Linked DNA regions of Mus musculus: regions 1 and 3 are each linked to region 2. A link is a loop called in an ENCODE intact Hi-C map of the cell type or tissue named here. Cell type or tissue: heart. All regions are shown on one strand. Each heading gives the region's core, and the rest is flanking DNA. Links, peaks and the distances in the headings are about the cores only.

The links. Hi-C counts contacts between places; a loop is a spot of excess contacts. Peaks named below come from ENCODE experiments on the same cell type or tissue, not always from the same donor. Only the 100,000 strongest peaks of a DNase experiment are listed, where the experiment ranks them.
Region 1: it touches region 2 in a loop (2.0-fold over the local background); 3 of 42 quality-filtered maps call a loop at or near these places.
Region 3: it touches region 2 in a loop (2.6-fold over the local background); 3 of 42 quality-filtered maps call a loop at or near these places.

Annotation. Positions count from the first base shown.
Region 1 is chr13:60,008,593-60,016,159 of GRCm38, reverse strand. No RefSeq gene overlaps it. Among named protein-coding and RNA genes, the nearest start is that of A530065N20Rik, 17 kb to the left of the region's middle. In heart, for the core only: no CTCF peak of the experiment used is centred there; a DNase peak (open chromatin) is centred at 3,539.
Region 2 is chr13:59,885,111-59,892,677 of GRCm38, reverse strand. No RefSeq gene overlaps it. Among named protein-coding and RNA genes, the nearest start is that of Gm19866, 27 kb to the left of the region's middle. In heart, for the core only: a CTCF peak has its summit at 2,887 (motif pointing left); a DNase peak (open chromatin) is centred at 2,737; H3K27ac peaks cover 931 bases.
Region 3 is chr13:60,065,484-60,073,050 of GRCm38, reverse strand. The region is part of intron 1 of A530065N20Rik (RIKEN cDNA A530046M15 gene); the gene reads right to left. Among named protein-coding and RNA genes, the nearest start is that of Gm35193, 24 kb to the right of the region's middle. In heart, for the core only: no CTCF peak of the experiment used is centred there; a DNase peak (open chromatin) is centred at 3,520.

The sequences.
Region 1 (7,567 bases), core at 2,313-4,812, 120 kb before region 2:
GACTTTGCCTCTTTAGAGAACTGCAAATAAAATATCCCCAAGAGAAGGTCTCCCTGATGAAGAAACACATGCCTTTCATTTGACTGCCTCTGCAAAGTGCTCTTAAAACAATCCAGGAGAACCCTCCATGGGTTACAGCGTGCTGGCTGCCTATGAGGATAACACACACCATGTTTTCCCCCTTCCCCCTTTTAATCAGGAGCATTGGAGCACGAAAGCCAAGGGGGAGGAGTGGATCTCTCCAGATGGTTTTCCAGAACCACTGAGAGCTCCTTTCAGAAGGAAATGGAACAGTATTTCCCAGCGCAGGACCTTACATTGGTTTGTTTTCTCCCAAATCTCTGTGCATGCTGACATCACTTTCTGCTGAACTCCAAGAGACTATGGGTCTGTTTCACACCAGAAAGGAGACTGCACCTGGGATTCTGTGCTCACGCCAAAATAAAAGTCTGCTTTCTCTCCCTGTTATAGGGGTGGGTGTTGAACTACCTAAGACTAGATCACGCAAAAGGTTAATACACATTTATAAAGGACGTTCACAGAAATAGATTTCTCTTGACTCCTGTCCACTTCTTATCTGTCTTCACTTGACTAAAATAAAAGCCAGTCGATTTCCATGTACCTGTCCACATCACCCAAGCAACTTGAGGCTAGGTTCCAATCAAAGTTGTCTTCTCTCCAGGAAAGCCACCAGCCCTGTGGTGAATTGCTCCCTTGAGTATCTGATGCCAACAGCTACACTCCCCCCTCAAAATCTATCCCTTCAAACCCAGAGCATAGAAGCCTTCCCTCTGAAGGTATGTTCGAGAAGACAGTGCCTCTCTGCACCAATGTTATGCTAGTAGATAATAGTATCAGTTTACTGTCTATTGGAGCTGCCACATTCCAGGCAATGTATGCTATGATTCATCATATTTAGCTCTTTGACAGTCTTGTAGCCTCTCTAAATGAACGGAAAACGAAGCTGAAAGGAGTTATGTAACCTGTCCGTCAAGGCTACAGGGACCTAAATCTGAATAAGATGTAGGCAATAACGAAAGGGCAGACACTAAAATCCCGCCACCACGTGCTAAATTCTCAAGCAGTGCCACATGGATGTTGTGGTGTCCAAGACAAGCGTAATAAGTAGCTTGATGGATAAAGGAAGACTGGGAGGCGGGCTTCACAGAGGCTAGGGTATTTGAGCTTGATCAGTTGGTGAGTACATAGCAAGGTTGACAGAGAGAACCTGGAAGAAAATTTGAGGAAATAGTACGTCATGTCACAGAGGCCCAGAGTGTAACAAAGGTCTGAGCCACCATGGTTTTCTGGAACCAGAGCAGAGAACGTCTAAAAGGCAGAAAGAATGGAGGTCTGAGTCTTGTTGCTTGAGGATAGTCATTGTTGCTGTAATGTAGAGACTCCGGGGCTAGCAGGCAAGGGGAACCAGGTGTCTTTATTAAGCAACTGGCAACACAGATTGAAGGGAAACTTGCAAAGTTAATTGAGAAGCTAGACTTAGCAGGGTACGTGAGTATGAAGAGAAAACAAGGATAGGGGCTGGGGTTTCAGGTAGCAATCATATTTTTGAGTGAATCTGTGTCTTAAAGAACACAAGAGCAACTCTTGTCGTATGGGAACGTAGACTTCTCAGCGTATGCTGGTGTGTTTCTGTGATGGTCTGACACTTCCCATCTGGGTCTGCTAGAGGTACCTTGGGAGGGATCTGGGAGGTGCAGGCTGGGTTGGAGCCATCAGTCTGACTCTGAAGCCTTCTAGGGAGAAAGCAGTGTCCAAGTCTCTCGCCCCCTGGAGAGCCTGGGCATGGAGTTTTCGCAAAGCCCACATTATCCTACAGAGGACACAGTGCTTTCAAAACATAAGCATTGTTCATCCAGCTGGCTGTGTTCTCCACACTACAGGCCTGGGTCTCTCGGCCACACCCTGTGCTGAAGAAGAAGTTTCTAGAGTCTGATGAACAATAATGGAGGGGATCACTACCCTACTACCCAGCTGAGCTTGCAATTGGGATCAGAGGCCCAGTGCAAAGATCTTTTATTTAATGAAACCCACCTTCCTGAGAAACCTACTCAACAGTGCTCACTGCAGAAAACATTGGCACTGATCTAAAACTCTGACTCTTGACTTCAAGACATCCATAGTCCATGCAGAGCTATAAAGAAGGACAAGTGGAAACCGCAGACAGTGGAACACAGCTCTGAGCAGCAGCAAGGAAGGGCAGCTACCAATCTTCTCTTAACCTATGCATATCCTGCCCAGTCCAGCTGGACACACTCAGAGAAGCTTCTGGCTTCTTCACGCAACCTATATACATCCTCCACAGACTTGTCATGGTCCCAAGGTTACTTCTAATGCCTAATACCATGCAAAGACTATGTAAGCAGCCACTGCATTGCTCAGTGAATCATCACAAGGGTGTGTGGGTATGCTTGGTACAGACCTGATCTTTTGGAATATTGTCATGCATGCTTGACTGAACCTGAGAACGTGGAACCTATTGATGCAGAGGACCAACTCTGTATTTGCCCCTCCTCCAACAGGTAGGCGCTGAAGTGCAGCCTTCCACGGGTCAGACTTTATCCCACAAACCCTTTCTTCAAGCCTGGAATTACTCACAAGGATTGCCTCTACAAGCAGTGCACACAAAGGAGCCTGCTGTGATATGAGCGACCCTCCATTCATCCTCCTCCTGGATATTCACTCTGGAAACCTTCTAATCTAAGCGCTGCCTACCCATAACAAAGCTGTACCTGTTTCAAAGGCCCCAAGTACCCATAACCTCTTGAGAATGATAGCAAGACCCAGCTTTGGCTCTGGATATCACCTACCTCCCTATGCTGTGACTAATTGAGTCTCAGCATAAAACAGCTAACCAAGGCTCTCTGGATTAGACACAGTCTGTATTGCACAGACTTCGGCTGTGTGGGCAACGCAACATTTAAAAATTTGAAGAATATGATATAAAACACTCCCGTGTTACAAAAGTGAGGGGTAAGTCAACTAGGAGGTTGGATTTGTTGCATGTGTTCTTCTTAGAGATTAGACAGGCCCGTCTTTGAGATAATGGCTCATAGAAGATTCTCAGTAAACATTTGAAGGACTGTGAGAGTGCATGACACTGCTGTAGGTACTAGGGGTGCTTGTCATTGGCTTCTAAACAACTTGTCACTGACCGAGTGAATAGGTAATGAAAGCCAACCTGAATCATGCTCTTCGTTTCCAAGGGTCCTGGGGACCCCATCTTTCGATACCATTCTGGATCAGCTCTCTGGGGGGGTCAGTAATTAGCAAAGTGGAGGAACACAACAGTCTCAGTCACATGCTAGTGGAACAGTGGAGAGTTGGAAAGAGCCAAAGGCACGTTTAGCATGCTCTGAGGAGCATCCTACCCCTGTTTGCATTAGAGCTCACACCCCATGAGTATATTTTGGAGCAGTTGTCCCTGTCAGCTTGGGCCATCTGTTCTTAATATGTCTTTGGCTTTGACCCGCACATTACTAAGCTGGGAAACTGAGCGGCTGGTGACTTCACTGGTGCACGCGAGGGGCCGAGTTGGGAAAGTCGTCATTTGGTAGGGTTGAATATTTCAGCTGTGGCCACAGCTGTTCACAGGGCCCAGGAATGAGACAAGCTTGGTTTGCTCAGTGTGAATACATAATCTCTCCCCCTCTGTTTCTCTCCCTCCCTTCCTCCTTCCCTCCCCGCACCCTTCTCTATTCTCCTCTGTTCCGTGTTTCATGAGGACGGGTGAAGCCTGGTGGGTTAGATCTCTATCCTTTACAGAAGGACACGGTTGGCACGGAATTGGTGCTGACTCGTGGGATAGAAGGGGGATAACAGAAGTTGTTTCTGTCTGTTGCTGCTCCCCCACACTGGACTGAATTACATTGAGAGAAAGATGTGAGCATAACTTCCTGGCTCGGTAAAGGATATCACAGGGTCTGATAGCTGGAGCTTGGAGATCATCGGAACCAATTTTTTTTCAGTCTTAACCACAAAGGGGCAGTTGCTTCTTCAAGGTCACCTGTTTGGAAGGCAGCAGGCCCAGACTCAAATCCAAACTTCTGACTCCTTCAGATCGGGTTTTCATTGCCAAGTAGTCTTAGAATTTAACACTGCTAAGAATCTAGGCCCTGATTTCCCAAGCTATGGCTAGGGAGTATGAACAGTAATGGAAAAAGAGGTCACTCCCTGGAAGATTTGAGCAAATCAGTTAGATTTGGGGAGTCCCTTCCCTTTAAGTGACAGATTAAAAGAAAAAAAAAGTATGATCTTATTTACATGGTGATCTGAAGAAGCTGAATAACACAGTGGCTGTCAGAAGCAGAAGAGGGGTGGGGAAGTGGGTAAGGGGACAGAAAAAGAGTGGTCAGAGAGTACAAAATAAAATGGCAGGCAGATCTTACGAATTTGATTTGTATCGCACAGCAGGGTGACAATGGCTGACAATATTCCATTGACTATTCCTGAGTATCTGGAAAGGCAAATGCTGCAAGCATTCATACCACAAATGAACAACTATGTGAACTGATCCATACACTGGACACCGATCCCTACACAGACCTCCAACACCATACCACGCACCAAAAACACATGCATGTATTATGACATGCACTAACTATAACACAACAAAGAGCTGAGGGTATAGTTCAGTGATAAATATTTGTGTAGCCCTCTCAGGGGCCCTAGGCCAATTCTCAGCTCTTTGAGAAAAAAGTAAATAAAGAAACATTTTAACATTTTACAACTTGTGAATCTGAACCAAGCAAATGTGATGCTGGAGCTGGAGACTCAGCTCAGTGGCTCAGAGCATGTGGTCCTCTCCCAGAGGACCCTCACTCTGTATCTCCAGTTCCAGGAGATCCAATGACCTCTTTTGGCCTCTGCAGACAGCTGCACTCATGTGGATAAACCCACACAGATGCACATGCATACGTAGTTAAAAATAAATCACTTTTTAAAAAATGTGTGATGCTCTTTGTCTTCCGTGTCTCACCATTTCTAAGGAAGATGAAACTCTAGATCACAGAAGTATCTAGCAGGAAATGATCTCTACTTCCAGTCCCATTTTCTTGTTCTTATTTGCAAGATCTTGAAACGGAAATCACCAGCCGTTCAGCCCCTTGCTCTCTTCCCTGTCTGCCTTCCACATAGGTTTTGTTTTGTAGTGCTGGAGATTGAACCCAAGCCTCCTGTGTGCAAGGTGAGTACGCTACCACTGAGCTATACCCCAAGCTGTGTCTTGACCCTCAGCAGTTGTCCGTGGCAGCACAAGGTATTCCTTGAACACTGTTGTTTTAGCTGTAAGCTATCGTCAATAGAGGCAAAGACTTAACTCGTGACCAGCAATGGAAATTTCTCTCTCTGGATAGGTCTTTCCCTAGACGCTGGTCTCTTGCCCTGGGCTCTTGAGGTTATACATAATGTGAAGAACAGAGAGTATGAAGACAAGAGAAGGCACGGCTTGCCCTCAGCCTAACTAGTGTGAGGAGGGGAGGAGAGTTCTCTGCTCCTCCCTTGCAGGAGCAAGGATCACAAGTGGCATTCGGGCTGGGTGCTACTTTGTGTGACCTCCTCTTTGGGGATTTGATACAGAAAATTTAGGTCTCAGGTCCTTGAGTCTAAATCACAAATTCTGGTGCCATTGAGTGCTGTGGCTCATTGAGTAGCTCACATTACACTTTTAGTGAATGCTTTAGAGATATTATTTCACATCATCGGGGAAGTATTCCTTTCCTGCAGACATTGGAAATCAATTCTCAGAAAACCAAGTTGAATGGGAAAGAGAACAGAAGTCCTCCTATTCATCAGCCCAAGAATTAAGCAACCAAACTTCTGAGGTTAACTCCCTCACTAGTCAGTGCCTCACTATGGCACTGCAATGCTCCAGAGCCCTCACTATAGCACTGCACATACTCCAGAGTCCTTGCTATAGCACTGCACATACTCCAGAGTCCTTGCTATAGCACTGCACATACTCCAGAGTCCTTGCTATAGCACTGCACATACTCCAGAGTCCTTACCATGACACTGCAATGCTCCAGAGCTCTCACCATGACACTGCAATGCTCCAGAGCCATCACTATAGCACTGCACATACTCCAGAGTCCTTGCTATGACACTGCAATGCTCCAGAGCCATCACTATAACACTGCAATGCTTCAGAGTCCCAACTATAGCACTGCACATACACCAGAGTCCTCACTATAGCACTGCACATAGTCCAGAGTCCTCACTATGACACTGCAATGCTCCAGAGCCATCACTATAGCACTGCAATGCTCCAGAGCCCTCACTATAGCACTGCACATACTCCATAGTCCTTGCTATAGCACTGCACATACTCCAGAGTCCTCACTATGACACTGCAATACTCCAGAGCCCTCACCATGACACTGCAATACTCCAGAGCCCTCACCAAGGTGACACTACAATACTCCAGAGCTCTCACTATGACACTGCAATGCATCAGAGCCCTCACTATAGCACTGCACACACTCCAGAGTTCTCACCATGACACTGCAATGCTCCAGAGTCCTTACCATGACACTGCAATGCTCCAGAGCCCTCACTATAGCACTGTACATAGTCCAGAGTCCTCACTATGACACTGCAATGCTCCAGAGCCATCACTATAGCACTGCACACACTCCAGAGTTCTCACCATGACACTGCAATGATCCAGAGTCCTTACCATGACACTGCAATGCTCCAGAGCTCTCACTATGACACTGCAATGCTCCAGAGCCCTCACTATAGCATTGCACACACTCCAGAGTTCTCACCATGACACTGCAATGCTCCAGAGTCCTTACCATGACACTGCAATGCTCCAGAGCTCTCACTATAGCACTGCACACACTCCAGAGTTCTCACCATGACACTGCAATGCTCCAGAGCCCTCACTAGGCACTACACAGGACAAGCTGGTGCCTCCAGGTGTTTTCAAATAAATCCAGAAACTCCATTATATTCTCCCCACACACTCACACTCTTGATTTAAGTCTTTATTAGATTCTTCCTCCATAAGATCATTTCCTGTCTCTGGGTACCAATTTCCTGCTCTAGTAAATGAAAATGGTACCAAATTATTTTAAAGATACCATATGCATGCAATACTATGACTATTCTTTCGAACATGTGGCCATTATTTTTAACAACAAATTTTTAACTACACAGGTCGCAAATTACACAAAAATGAAACCATTTTTAATAAAAATAATTCAAAAATCATGTGAGTTAACATACTCATCCTAATCTGAGTGCCCTCCCTCCCACCTCCCCCCACCGTGTGTGTGTGTGTGTGTGTGTGTGTGTGTGTGTGTGTGTGTCTTTTAAGTGACATATTTTGCTCATGGAAAATACTCAGCCCTGCTTTACTAGTCTGTCCATGAGCAGTCTACCATGAAACACACCGTTCTGCAATCCATTGTCTCCATGTCAGTGGACATGAACTCTCCCCAGTCTGCAGTTGGACTCCACCAGGCTTCTAGCCTGGCCTGGCTAAAGCCCACTCCTTTTGCTGAAGTTTCTTGTACTTATTTGTGGCAGTGTGTGCAGGGGTGGT
Region 2 (7,567 bases), core at 1,866-4,365:
TGAGTGAGTAACTCAACCCCTCGCCTGGTTTTGATCTGGCCTCTGGGAGCTGCACCCCCTCCCCCGGGAGCAAAACTTCTCCTCCTCCTCCTAAGGCCCTGTCTGCATAGACTCCTCTAGGGGCCTAGGAGTCATATTGTCACAGACAGCCATAAAATGTTTATAGCTGCCAGGATCCATTGATCAGCGAGTCAACCGTGCATGCAGTAAAAGTGCTTCGTGTGAGAATTCAGAAGCCAGGGCACAGCAGGCCACAGTTGCCGCTTGGCTGCTGAGGTAGTTTCATGGTGCTGCCGGGTCCCACCTGTTCACTCACCTCCCTCTAAATAGACAGTAAATATACATCCCCAATAATTAAAGAAAGGCAGATTGTTCTTAAGTTAAAATAGAGAACTGTAGGTGAGAGATCATGCTTGTTTGAGGGGCTTAAAGTATCTGGACATAATCCTCAAGCCACCCATGGAGGCTGAGACCTGGAGGGGTGGGGACAGGGAACAAGGAGCGGGCTCTGCTGAGGGAGCAAAGGGGATCACTCTGTTTTCACAGTTGTATTGTAAAAACAACCGCTAATACCCAGAAGACCCAAGAGCAGCCCTCCATGGCTTATCTGAGAAGCCACTCCCCGTCTCACACCCTGTCTAGACCGAACTGGGCATTATCAACCACCTCTATAGATGAAGCAGGAACCTATTCTGACAGACCCGGGCCTAACGAGCCTGCTGCTGTGGAAAATTCAGAAGGAAATAGATTGCTTTCCACCTCAGATAACTGAAAAGGGGACCTCTCAGGCCTGACACCCTCCATTCTGCCTGAGACACGTCATCTCTCACTCTTGACTAACAAAGTCCCTGAGTCTGACTGAAAGGAAGGAAATGAGAGACAGGCTCCTTAAGTATCTCCATCAGAAGCCAAGGTCTGCGCGGAAATCCCAGTGGGGCCTAGTAGACTCCTACTGTGGGCACTGCCACCTCGTGCCTCCTATTTAAGATGCCCAGCGCGTGGAGGACAATGCTTACTACTTCCCCTCGATAGGCTCCACCAGGCCTATACATCTATAGGTACCTATGTAGTCATCGGTACCATAAGGGCTGTTCCAGCCAACAGAACATATCGTTCTGGGAAAGGACACAGTCCCGTGGGAGCTGTCACTACTACCCAGAAACCTCTTGCTCTGCTCTGAACATACTGTTGTGGAAACCACAACCATGCTGCAACAGCTCAGGGAGACCGGGAGCAAAGGCATTTCTGTCCCATTCATTCATTGAACACTTAGGTATCTACCACACCCCATTATCACTGTTCAGTGCTCCTATCAACTCATTTAAGCACTGTACACCCAATACTAAAGAAGATCAGTAAAAGAAAGGGCAAAGCTACGCCAGTGCCAGTTGCAAGTTACATGCCACGCAAGCATTCCCAGGGAAGTAAATGGAGACTGAAGCTCAGCACAGGGGCAGACAACCCTCTTGCTTTGTCACTGCCTCAGTCTCCCCATCTGTAAAATGGGAATGGCCGTGACCTCTGTGGGTCATGCCCTGTAAGGAGCAAACCAAAGAGACTAGAAAAGTCTTCAAGGAGTGTCATATTGACATCAAGACCAAGTGTTAGAATCTCCTTCCCTCTGTGTGTGAGGAGGGTGCCCGCTGTTTATCAGCTATGGAGTATTCAACAGTCAGAGAATAAACACAGTTCATGGTTCCTGGCGAGGAAGAGCAGTAAACATTTTTACTCCATGAAGGCCTCGATAGTCAGGATATGATAGTGTACGTCAGTTATCTCAGTACTTAGAAGGGTGAGGCAGGAGGATTATCATCTTGAAGCCAACCTAGGCTACATAGCAACGCCTCAAAAACATCTCGTTTAAAATTAGAGATATGGGTAACTACGCTTTTACCCAGGGATCCAGATAAAACCTCAGATGGAACCTTCATCAACCGCATTCTCGTGTTTCCCATGAGACTACAAAAGAAGCTGGCAACTGGGCTGGTGGAGAAGCAGCCTTCCCTCCTCACGGGTACCACATGGGGACCTGAGGTGAAGCTGGCATGCCAGCTGATGCTTACTGCCATTCTGCTGCCAAGTGCCTGACCCAACCCTTTCAGGGGAGAGATGTGGATTCAGACCTTGTAGCTAAGTGTGTACGTGTGTGCGTGTGTGTGTGTGTGTGTGTGGGGGGGGGGGGTCCCTGAATAATTTACACAGGATAATCCAACTTGGCTAAGCCTGGAGAGAGGGAACATGGATCCTTATTTAGAAATGTCTTTCTCCCCTCAGAATTTAGAAAATATCAATAGAGTCTGAAAAGATGGCTATGAAGTCACCAGCATGCCTCCGCTTGTCCCGAGGATGCAGAGATGTCACACCTACATTTTAAGAGGTACTGATATAACCATTCAGGTGCACTCTGTGACACCCAGGGGAGTTGTCCTTCTAGGTACAAAAAGATAAGTGGCCTTAAGTTAGTGTGTGGGACTCTGTGACTCCTTGCTCTCTCAGTACAGTCCTTATGAATCTTTTAAACAGCTCTTCCTCTAGTAGCACATTGTGTGTCCAACCATAAATGCCAAAGGCTGCTTCTTATCTACCCCTGATACAACTACAGGACGGTAGCAGAGAAGGAGAACCCATTCTGTGGTCTCAGGCAGAGGTCCCACTGTGGAGGACAGGCAGAACCTCATGGCAGGAAGTCCTTCCACAAGGCTATTGGTCATTTCCATTTATCTCCTGAGGGGTTAAGGAAGCTGATTGAGAGAGACGTTCCCATAGCAACCGTGCCGGCCTTCCACTGTGAACATACTGGTTCCATTCCTGATGCAGATTACATCAAACTTTGCCACTTCATGGCTTCATTTTAGCTGAGGCAGATGGTTGTTTGAGAATGTGATCACCGCCACCTTGTGGCACAGAGGAAAACAAAAGACAAAAAGAAAAAAAAATCCCCCCTCTGTAAAGGGCGAATTGTGCTCAGTTTAGGGTCAGTCTTACAAACTTTGACCACTTTTTCTTCTCTGTGGAAGAGCCTTCGTGCTGATCTGTGAACTGGGGCTGTAACACACACAGCAAAAACTCTCCTCCCGGTATCTCAAAATCTCACTGGTAATGCCAGGATTGAGCCGTAATCCCAAATAATTGTATTAACAAGAAAGTCACTTCCCATAATCTCTCCAAAAAATAATGTTATCCACATACGTTTTGTAAAGAGGTCTGAGTATTCTGGTTTAGCCATGTTTGGATTCTGTTCTTAGCCTAGAACAAGTTAGCCTGACCTAAGAGTATTTAAAATCTCCTGCCCTCCTATGCCACATGGCTTGCTTTCAGGGCTTTGCATACCCTGTCTCCTGTATCCACTGTATTTTCTGCTGCAAAGACATCCCTGTGCTTCTTTAAATGGGTCTAAGAAAAATGATTTTCAGTAACTGTAATTGTTTTTTCTCATGGTGAGCTATCTCACTGTGGGAAATTTAACTCTGATAAATACATACCTTCAAACATAAAGAATTAGTTATAATTGTGCTCTGTGTGTGTGTGTATTTGTATATATTGGTGTGTGTGTGTGTGTATATTTGTATATGTATGTGTCTGTGTGTATGTGTCTGTGTATGTGTGTATATGTGTGTGTATGTGGCTGTATATGCGTGTCTGTGTATGTATGTGTGTATGTGTGTGTATATGTGTGTGTATAGGTGTGTGTGTATGTGTATATGTGTGTGTATATGTGTGTATAAGTGTGTGTGCATGTGTGTGTGTGTATGTATGTGTGTGTGTGTGTCTATGTGTGCTCACATTATATGGCTCTACAGTGTCTTGTCTCTGTGGTTACTAACACCCTATGATATGAATAGCAATCATAAACCACAAAAAAAAAAAAAAACATACCCAGGAGCTGAACTCTTCCTAACTCTAACATTAACTCTAGCCATGGGTGTGATACTTATTTGGCCTCAGAGGCTCTGGAGTTAAAAGTTCAAGACAGGAGGAGAGGAGGACATGAGCCTTTGACAGAAATGCTGGGAATCTGAAATAAAAATACATGAATATTTGAGAAAGAAACAAAATGTGCACCCAGGACCAACTCTAAGGTGAAGGCACCTTTTCCCCAGAGGCAGCAGAGAGCTCTGGTGTGAGTCTAGTCTTCACTTTTCAGAATATCCTCAAAGTTAGATGGGGACAGACAGACAGACAGATAGACAGACACACACACACACACACACACACACAGAGAGAGAGAGAGAGAGAGAGAGAGAGAGAGAGAGAGAGAGAGAGAGAAAGAGATCCCCAGGAAATAGAAGTAACTCAAAGCACATAATGTCAAGGACAGTCACAGATTGAATAATAGCATGTGTCCTTGTTACTAGAAACCCTTGCTGTCCCCAAGGTTTCAAGAAGAGACTAAGAGAACACAGATGTGATGGGGGAGGGGAAGCTCTGTTCAGCCACAAATGTTTATCTGGAATGCTGTGGTTGCTGTTGTCAATAACTGTCAACTCCTCCAGGCTACAAGGGAAGGTGGCTTGTACTTCCTGCCTGCTGGGTCATTGGGTGAGACCCAGTGACCAGTTCTGGTGAATGGGAGGAGACAGAAGTGACTTTTGCCACTTCTGGGACAGATTTGATTAGTGACAAGGGTTAGAGTTCTCTCTACTCCATGTACCACCATGGCCTGCAAGTCGAGACAGTAGCCAGTCAGGGCTCTCAAAGAAAGTGCTCTGAATACAGCTCAATGAGAGCAGATCTTGGCCTATCTGTGTGGGGTGTGGACTAGAAGTGAGGAACCAACAAACCCACTGTAGTTTAGGCCAGAAACATCTGGGTGATACGCGTTATTGAGGCATGGCAGAGCCCATCCCAACAAAAGCGCATCACCTTGAAGGGAAAGTTTGGTTGCCTTTTTGAAGTTTGCAGAGGTAATAGTGGTCTGGTGCTTCAAGAAGGTGCTGGAGTGGGTTGTTTTTGGTTTTGTTTTGTTTTGTTTTGTTTTGTTGTCTCTGAGAAGCTCTCCACCATCTTCTGGAAGATCAATGCTGCCTGTAGCAACTCTTACTTTATTTTAGGAAAAACACCAAAATACACCCTGCCTTGTATGAAAATAAATCAAGAAGGCTCTCAGCAGTTCTCAGTGGGGAGGAGGGAACTTCTAATTAAATCCATCTCTTGGGGACAAAGTAGAGCCTTGGTCTGGAAATGAAGATTGCTCCACAGAGCTGAATCAGAGCGGTGATTCACGGGCCTCCTGCTTTTCTGAGGGAGGGAAACCTACTCCTTCCTTTCCCGTGTCAATCAGTTATTCCTTGGTGGGGGGTGGGGGTGGGGAGGAGCTGACTATGGCTTCCCAAGGGCAGCCGAAAGGACCCTTCAGGAGAGCTGCACTGTTGGGCTTAGGATTGGACCCTAAGTTCACATTCTCTGCTTCCCTTCTGTTCTGATCCCTGGACCTTAATAAGAGGCCATCAAAATCTGTACCCTAGCTCCACGCTGGGACAGGGGAGCAAAGAGAAGCAAACCTCTTGGCTAAGGACCAAGGGTAAAGGGCCCTGCAGAACCTGCCTGCTGTGGTTGGAAGAGCTCTGACGCCATCAGCCAGAGCAAGGCCCATTCCTAAGGTCACTCTATGGGAGACACATGCACCAAAAAGATGACAAAGATCATGAGAGATTGAGGTATCCAATGTTGACCACTCCCTAACACCGATATAGGAAGGAGGGCCTGAAACAAGGTCTTGCACTGAGCTCCAGGATCTGCTAATCTTTGCTTAGCCAGAGCTTAGATCACATACACTTGCTCAGCGGTTAAGAGAACTTGCTGCTCTTTCAGAGAAGATGGGTTTAGTTCCCAACACCCACTTGGTAAATCACAACCATCTGTAATTTCCGTTCCAAGGGATCCAAGCGCCCTCTTCTGGCCTCTAGGAGCACTACATGCATGTGGTACACAGATCCCTGCAGGCAAAACACCCACTTGTAAACACATGCTACCACACCCAATTTTTCAAGTGGGCACTGGGGATTCAAACTAGGGATCTCAGGCTTACATGGCAGTTGCTTTACCAACTGAGCCATTTCTCCAGCTCCTAAGAAGCCCTTGAGACAACTGAGGTGACACTTGACCTGCCTTTACATTTTATGAAATTCAAGAGGCAAGGCTCCTTGAAGTGGAAACTTACAGTTTCTTTGGAAAGTCAATTGTGTCAGATGGTGTTTTGCTGGGGCAGACACGTGAAGGAGTGTTTTCCTGAAGCAGACACAGGAGAGAGGATGTTCTGCTAAAGCAAGCATGTGAAAAGACACATGATGAAGGATTCTTTGCTAATGACATGCACGTATTGGTCTGTCTTACATTGCATAGTTGAGCTGCATTTGTCAGGACTCCATAGAGAGAAATACACTAAAAAACTTCTGATGGTGTGCCATGGCTTCTGGGTGCTTCCATGAAAACAGACTGATTGCCTCCTGATACTGTCATGGATGGGACTCTATCCTCTAGTTCCATCTGTGCCCAAGTATTCCTGCAGCAACACATTCACAAGGCTTCCAAGTGCATACAAAGGCTCTTCAGAAGTTCTCACTGATCACCTCCTCTGTGTCTAAGTAGATTACCCCCACTTAATTACATTCTCAGTGAGTCTTAGTTGTTTTCAAAAACTAAATCAGTCTTCTAAATATGAAGAACAATCAACAAAGAATATTCAGTAGAAATGCTTAAAATGAGTGTTGAATCTGTTTGAAACAAGGCTATACCAGTGCGGTGGTTTGAATAAGAGTCTCACTTCCTATTCCACCCCCAGGTTCACATAGTTGAATGCTTAGTCATCAGAGAGTATAGCACTGTTCGGGAAGGATCGAGAGGTGTGGCCTTGCTAGAGAAGTTTCTCACTAGGGGAGGGCTTTGAGGTTTCACATGCTCACACCAAGCCCAGTATCTCTCTTCCTGCTGTCTGCAGATTCAAATGTAGAACTCCCTGCCACTTCTCCAGTACCACGTCTACCTGCGTGCTGCCATGCTCCCTGCCATGATGAAAATGGACTAAAGCTCTCTAACTGTAAGCCACCCCCCCCCCCAATTAAATGCTTTCTTTCCTAAGAGTTGCCATAGCCTTGGTGTCTCTTCACAGCAATAGAACTGTGACTAAGACAAGAGCCGTGGAGATGGCACAGGGGATGGGGGAGAACTTGCCCCTAAGCCTCATGACCTGAGTTTGATCCCTCAGACACTTGGTGGAAAGAGAAAACCAACTCCTGGGAGCTGTTCTCTGATGGCTATATATGGGTATATGTGCACACATAAGTGACTGTAAAAGAGAGAGGAAGAGACCAATATTTGGTCCTTTGCTGAGATGGGGTATTACTATGTTGCTCTTACTGGTCTTGAACTTGTAGCTTACAGGTTCCTCCTACCTTAGCCCCCCCTCCCCCCACCTTCTGTATTGTTTTGCTTTTGTAACTCTACAATAGCACAGGTTTAATCCAGGGAAACATTGTGTTTGTTTCTTTGTGTCATTGCTAAGGACCAGACACAAGGTTTGTACAAGGCAGGCAAGTTGCCTACCACTGAGATATACCCCATCCCCTGC
Region 3 (7,567 bases), core at 2,313-4,812, 180 kb before region 2:
CAGCCCTTGTAGGGAGTTAACTAGGTCTTGGGGCATCCACGTGAGCATGAGATGGTTTCTAATCCAAGGGCAGGTCCCCCTTGAGGTATACCTCAGCTATGGCTGCTAAGGTACCAGGTTCTAATTGGCAATTAACACTACGGCCTGTTGGATGAATTGCTGCAATGATAGTTACCTTTAATTGTTAAGACTAGCCATCTCGGAGGAGAGTATGAACGAGAGATTGTTGTTGGTCTGTGGGCATTTTGGGGGTGGAGGCTGGATTATCTTAACTTAATGACTTTAGGAAGGCCCAGTCCACTGCAGGTAGCACTATTCCCTAGGCAGAGATTCTGAACAATCTAAGAGTGGAGAAATTGCCCGGAGCACAGGCAAACAATCGAGAGAGCATGCATGGATGCATTTTCTGTGCTCCTAACTGTGGATATCACATGACCAGGTGTCTCAGGCTCCCATCTTTGTGATTTCCCCACCACGGTGAACTGTATGTGGCCTGCAACTGTGAACTGAAATAAATTCCTCCCTCTCACAAGCTGCTTTTTGTTGGGACATTTTTATCACAAAAGCAGAAATGAAGCTGGGACAGTGGGGTTAAATGGGGATTTCTAGTTAAAGTGACTTAGAAGAGCAGCAATCATCTACAAGGAGACACACTCAGTGTCAGATGTTTCACAAGTCTCTTTCCACTGCAGCTAAAACCAAAAAAAGCTAAAAACACCAATGCTCAAAGATTTAACAATTCAGAGAAAATTTTAAGACATACCAAATGAGGACCTGATGACCAACAGCGGACCACAGAAGGTCCCTGAGCATCGAAGTTGACTAGGGAAGATGGAGCTAGAGAGGCAGCAATCTAAAAGACTGATATCTATTGTCCCTGAGAAGTAGCTTCTGCTTGCCCTTTCCTTCCAACTGCTTAAAAATAAGCACACAGTATTTTTTACAGTTGGAAAGAAGGCAAGAAATATTAACAAGAGCTTGTGTTTTCCTGTCAGTGAGTGGCCCTGCCCTGGCTGCTTGTTTGAACCTCACAGTGTCTCTGTATGAACGGACAGAGGGCTGATTTCCCTGAGAATCCATCCATGATGTCTGCCCATCTCTGTCTCCCAGAAGGAGGAGCAGGCTTAGATGCACATGCTGTTCTCATTTCCTCTGCTCCACAGCCCTGGAATATTTGGGAATTTGGCCCTCAGTGCACACTTCCAGTCACTATGTCCCAGTCTGCGAGCATTTGCGTCTGTGAAACGCAAACTGCAGCCCCCAAGGGAGGACACTCCTAGCTTCCTGCCTCCTGGAAGAGCACACAACCTTGTGCACAGCTGCCTCGACACGCTGGCCCGAAAACGAGAGTGGCTGAAAGAAGCTGCCAGATGTCTGTGATGGTTGGTTGCTCGCTGCTTCAGAAAACACATTTTCTTTTTCCTCGCTGGAGGCAGCAGATGACTGGAAGAAGGGTGTCCCCTCTTCACTGCCCTGGAAGAGTTGTGGATTTACTGAGAATTTTAGGGTGGGGAAAATGAGAGAGAGTCACAGTTGAAGTCTGCACAGGTGCTTGTTTGCTTGCTTGCTTGCTTGCTTGCTTGCTTGCTTGCTTGCTTGCTTGCTTGCTTGCTTGCTTTGAAGCCTCCTCTAGGTCCCTGCAGGTGGCCTGATCTGTGAGATGCTCCTGAGATCCATTCAGTCAGACTCTCCAAAGACCCAGGTTGTCCTTCACCTCCTGAAAAGGTTTGTAGATGGTCTTGGTGCTTACTAAGGTGAGGGGTGGCCTCTGAGGTGACACGCAAGATAGAGTGATTTAATGGAGAAAGTATAGGGTTGGAGTAGAACTCAGTGATAGAGCCCGAGGATCTGCATTTGACCTCAGAGCCTACATAAAAGAAAAGCAAAAACAAAAATGTCGGGTGAGGTGTTGTGATCTTGTAATCCCAGTCCTTGCGGGGCATACCACTCAGACCTTCTCTCTGGCCAACCAGCCTGACCTCCTAGTTTTTAGTTGGGTGAGTTCTCAGCTTTGCCTCAATTTAAAAAAGAAAAGTAGGCAAGGTAGCATTTAAAGATGACATTGGATGTGGTTATCTGAGCTCTACATGCATGTATATGCATGTACACACATGTATACATGTGTATACATACATGCACATGCACCCACATGCTCACATACACATGTCCTCTCTCACCTAAGGATGATACTACATGACGTCTGTAATTCTAGACCTCCAAAGGCTAAGACAGGGGTGGGGGTAGGGGAATCATGAATTCATGTGCAGCCGGGGCTTCATAGTGAAACCTTGTCTCAAAAGACAACGAAGAACTAGGGATCTGGCTCTTCAGAGTAAGAGTGCTGCCTGCTCTTCTAGAGGCCACATGGGATTCAATGCTGTCTACTCTCTGCTATGGACTTTTCCACATATGTGGCATATACACACACATACACACACACACACACACACACACACACACACACACACACACACAAAGCAAATAAATCTTTAAAAACAAAAGGGAAAAACTATACATAGCATTAGCAGGAGAGATCTACTTTACATAGCCCTGGTGTTATTTTTTTGGAATGACTGCCTCCTTGGGTAGAAAGGAGGTTATCTGAGGTCTACATTCATGTATATACATGTGCACACATGTATACATGTGTACACATACATGCACATGTACCCACATGCTCACATACACACTGTGCTGTTATTTCACTTCATTCATAAATCTGAATCAAACATCAATGTAACTCAAAGGCACATTCAGTCACAGACACAGGCCACCACATAACTCAATCAGGCAAGCTGGACCAGGCAGGGGAGGAAGGGATACAAAAAAAAAAAAAACCAGTCCCTTTGGTGACCATTTTTTTTTTTTGCCTATTAACCACATATGTTGACTTTGTGTGAGGAACTAGAGAGTCCAATCACCACAAACATGAGGGTTAAAAGACACTTGGCAGCCTTTCACAATGAATTAAATCAAGCAAGCCCGGGCCTGGGGAAGAGTGTAGCTCAATTGGTAGAATGCACCAAGCCCCGGATTTGATCCCCAGTACTGAATAAAAAGGCCACAGAGCACCTGTCTGGAACCTCAGCACTCAAGAGGTAGAGGCAAGAAGATCAGAAGTTCAAGGCCACCCTCGGCTACAGAGCAAGTTTGAGTCCAGCTTGGGCTACATGAGACTTTTTTTTTCCTCAAATTAAACAGAAAGATAAATTCAACTTAGTGAGCATGTACCCAGCTCTCCAGCTTCCTAGACTCTCCTTACAGGTTAGGTAGAGGATGTTTCTGACGTGTAAAAGCTTTTCCCCTTATCCAGCTGTAAAGATAACCAGTGCTCCCTCTAGTTATAATTATGCTGACTCTGAGGCCCAATCACTGGGTCACTTGATCTGAGAGTCAAGGAAATGGTTTGTTGGCCGTAAGACCCAGAGAAGGAAGAGAGCTAGGGCTTCTGCTCTGCTTTCCCAGACCTGAGGCAATGCTGGCTCTCCCAGCTCACTGGAGCCTCCTGGCTTAGCAAGCTGCAAGCTGAACCCTGGAGGCCTTTCCCTCCTTGCCCTCTCCCCATGCTTCCATCCAGGCACAGTGTTTAACTCTCTTGGCTCTCTGGTGCCCACGCAGGGCAGTGACGGTATGTCACTTTTCACTTTGGGGCATGCGTTCCTTATTCCCCAATTACCCCAGTAACCTAAAGAGGGGAGAGAACCCACGAAGAGTGACAGTGACCATCTGGAATGCATAACGCGGCCGGATCTGCAATGGATTACATGGTCTGGAAAGTGGCTGGGCGAATTCCAGGGAGCTCAGATAGACTTCAAAGTCTGACCACACATCAGTGAGACTGCCGATCTGCTCTGATATTTAAAGTGAGTGTACATGAGTGAATTTATTACACTTTTTATCTCCCAGGCTCAGATGGGGAAACAGGATCATAGGCAAGTTTGCCTTTAATTTCACGCTACACTTTCCCCCTAGATTTTAGGGGTATTACCCCCCCCCCACCTCCTTAATGTAGCACTGTTCCTGACTTTTTTCATTTGGGACTGGCACATACCTTCCTTATCTCTACTATGTCAAAAAATGGACTCAAGGCTATGGACAACATAGCTGGGCAGGGTCATCTCGTTGAGAGATGTTTTAAATTGGGGAGGGGGTGTCTCAGTTCCAAAGTACATATAGCTTCATGTAAGTTCACAGTCTCTCTCTCTCTCTCTCTCTCTCTCTCTCTCTCACACACACACACACACACACACACACACACACACACACTCCTGCTCTCTAAGTCAAAGGTGGAGGTCTGAAGGTCTGAGTCCTGCCTGCAGAAACGTCCTTTGGATGATCCACTCTGCAGGTTGACAGCCTGCAGATACCTGCAAGCATCTCCTCAGTTGGACCAACCTGGCTGCTTCCCACATCATGCAAACTTACTATGGCCCACGAAGAGGCTCAGCAAATGTGACCCGATCCCATGGCAACCCTACTATGACACCCCTCTATGACACCCCTCTACCTCCCAGAGCAGTTGCCCCTCTTCTGCCACACTCTGTTGGGTGTCTTTGGGACTAGGAAGAGAGGAAATGTTTTTCATATGCACATGAAGGCTAGAAACGGGCTCCAAAGGTTGGGTCAATGTCATCTCAATAGCCACCAGCGTAAGCTCTCTCTTCACTGTGCCAAATGTACACTTGAACTCCTTTGGGTTTATAGGTTAATGAAGACATTGCAATGTGGCTGAAATTCCTATGAATGAGTTCACTGTGCAAAACAGTTTGGAGGCTCCCAACATAAGCAAATGTAAAACTAAAGAGCACAGCACATCGTACCCTCCTCTGAGCACCCACAGACAGAAAGAGGGATCAGCATGTCCCATGGATGTCATAGAACCGCCGTCACTGCATCAGCCAGCTTTCAGTTCAGGTGACAAAATGCCTGAGGAGGTCAGCCTGTGGGGAGAAAAGATCAATTCGGCACCTAGTTCCTTTGACTTCAAGACACAGTCACTTGGCTCCACTGTTCTGGAGTCTTGTGGTGAGAAAGAACTTATTGTGGAAAAGAGCTGGGGGATGCTCAACTTGTGGCAGCCAGGAAGCAGAACAAGGGGGGGGGGGTGTCTGAGGCTCCAGTATCATCTTCAAGGACAAGCCCCTGATGACATAACCTTCTTCCACTGGACCAAAGCCCCACACTGGTACACCACCATCAGCAGTACTGGAGGCTGCAGCCAGAGACACTGAGAATACAAGGAAGTGTGAGGCATGTGTGTGTGTCTGTGTGTGTGTGTGTGTGTGTGTGTGTGTGTGTGTGTGTGTATAAGAAAACAAGATCTTAAGATCTTGCTACCAGGACGGGCGTGAGCGCAAGTGACCGATGCTGAATGTAGGGAGCATCGCTGATTTAGATGTGGAATCTTTACAACCTGCCAATCATACAAACAGAGAGCAGCAGCATGGTTACCAGGGTCCACTGGTGAGATGGGAGGTTCAGGCCAAAGGACACACCCATAAGAAGGACAAGGTCCAGGCAGCATGGGTGTGACGGCTGAAGCTAAGAATGTTTCCAGTCTTTCTGGAGGTGCTCCTGATGTGCACACGTGTGTGAGGCTGTGCACGGGTCTGTGTGAACCTCTCTACCTCTTAGCTGGATGTGAACGTGTCAACATGCTGTTTTCTGTATTCAGTGTGTGCAATGAAGCAAAATAATCAAAGTGAAACCAAACAGGGTTAGGAACAAAACCAAGGAAACTGGCCCAGGACAGAACAGTCCAGTCTGACCTTCAGGTCTCCCTAAAGGTCCCCGCTCCCTTTCTCTTTTTCTTTCTATTTTTCCATATTTATTTGTTTGTTTGTTTGTTTATTTGTGTGTATGTGTGTATGCACATGTGTGTGCAAGCGTGCTTCTGTAGGCATGTGTAGAAGTCAGAAGGTTGGTGGGCCCATCTCCATCCCTCTGCATATTCAAGTTTCTCACCTAGTTCTTCTGTCTTCCCAGCTATACTGGAAGCCATCAAGCCCAGGGACTCTTCTGTCTCCTTCCTCCTTGGAGCTGGAGTTATAGGTTTATATGGGAAGCAGAAGAATCAAAGGAGGAAGAGACGGAGAAGAAGAAACAGAGGGGGGAGGAAGGGGAGGGAGGAGAAAGAGAAGAAAGGAAGTCAAGGGGAGAGAGGAAGAAAGGGGGAGAAGGAGACTGAGGAGGGGGTAGGAGGAGGGGAGGCCTGGACGAGGGGGGGTGGGGGAGGAAGAGCCTTGGTGCACCATGGGAACTCAAGAACAAAGCCTGAGATGCTCCCTCTGGGAATGATTATCTGGCTGTGTACCTCCCAGGCTTTCTGCAGCCAAGGAGTCCATCTTCCATGCTGGCTGCCTTGTCAGTAGGGCTACAAAAAGGTTCATTCCAGCTGATGGCCCCTCCAAAGGCCCAGGCCTTCATTTTATTTCATTCCAAGTGAATTCCCTTTGGACCTAAACATGTTCAAAAATACACATGGAAGACAGTCATGGTCCTCTGGCCCCGTGTCAGATGTCTTCAGATGATCTTCAAAGCCTTCAAGGCTGTTGGCACAGCCCTAAGAGACACTTCTGGGGCTTCTGAGCCTCAAAGGCCCCTGATACGGGCTGGAGATATGACATGAACCCACAGAGCTATGGAAAACCACCGTGGGAGTGATGAGCCTGCACAGCACCAGGCTCTCAGCAAGTGCCCCAAGTGTTGCTCATTATTTTCACTGTAAACACAGACTCCACGGGTTCCAACAACCACCCGAGTTTCAGTCTTCTGAGAGTAACAATCTCTCTTCTCCTGTCTCCTCGTTCTATTTACTACCGTGTAGACACGGGTGGGTCATCCTTTCCTCGTTTTCTAATCTTAATTTTTTTCTCTTTAAAACATCAACATCTTTAATTGGTATCTTAGCCCATCCTGTGCTGAATGGCTGAGGCTGGATAATTTACAAAGAGCATAACTGACTCACCCTTCAGGAGGCTGGGGCAACTGAAGTCAAGGTGCTGGCAGCCCTGGTATCTGCAGAGGTCATGTTTCCTTGCAAGGTGGAGCCTTGCATTCATCCCTCTGGAGAGAAGGGTTAAATGCTCGTAGCAGAAAACAGAAGGCCAAGAGAGTAAGCCTGCTCCTGAAAGGCCCCTTGTCAAGGCACCAAGCCCACTCCTGACAGTGGCGTTCCCAGAGCTAACTGCCTCAGAAGACCCTAGCTGCTTATATCATTCTGACAGCACTAGGTGTCCAGATGAGTTTGGGAAACACTGTGATTGTAGTCATTAGTCCACAGGAGGCAAGTCATTGGACATAAATAAATACAGGAATCTAGACCCATTTTGTCCTGTAGGGATGGCCAGGCTGGTGTAGCCCGGCTAGGCCACAACCTGTTCTAGTTTAAATTAACCGACTGCTGAATGCAACCAAGCTGTTAATTTCCTAGGTATACATTCCAACAAGGCTCTTGTCTCAAAAGGGGTTGTTGAGAGGAACTAGAACTGAGCCAGGTCCCTGTCACTGGAAGCTCAGTCAGTACAATATGGTGGATGCACATCCCAGAATACTCCCCATAGTGTTT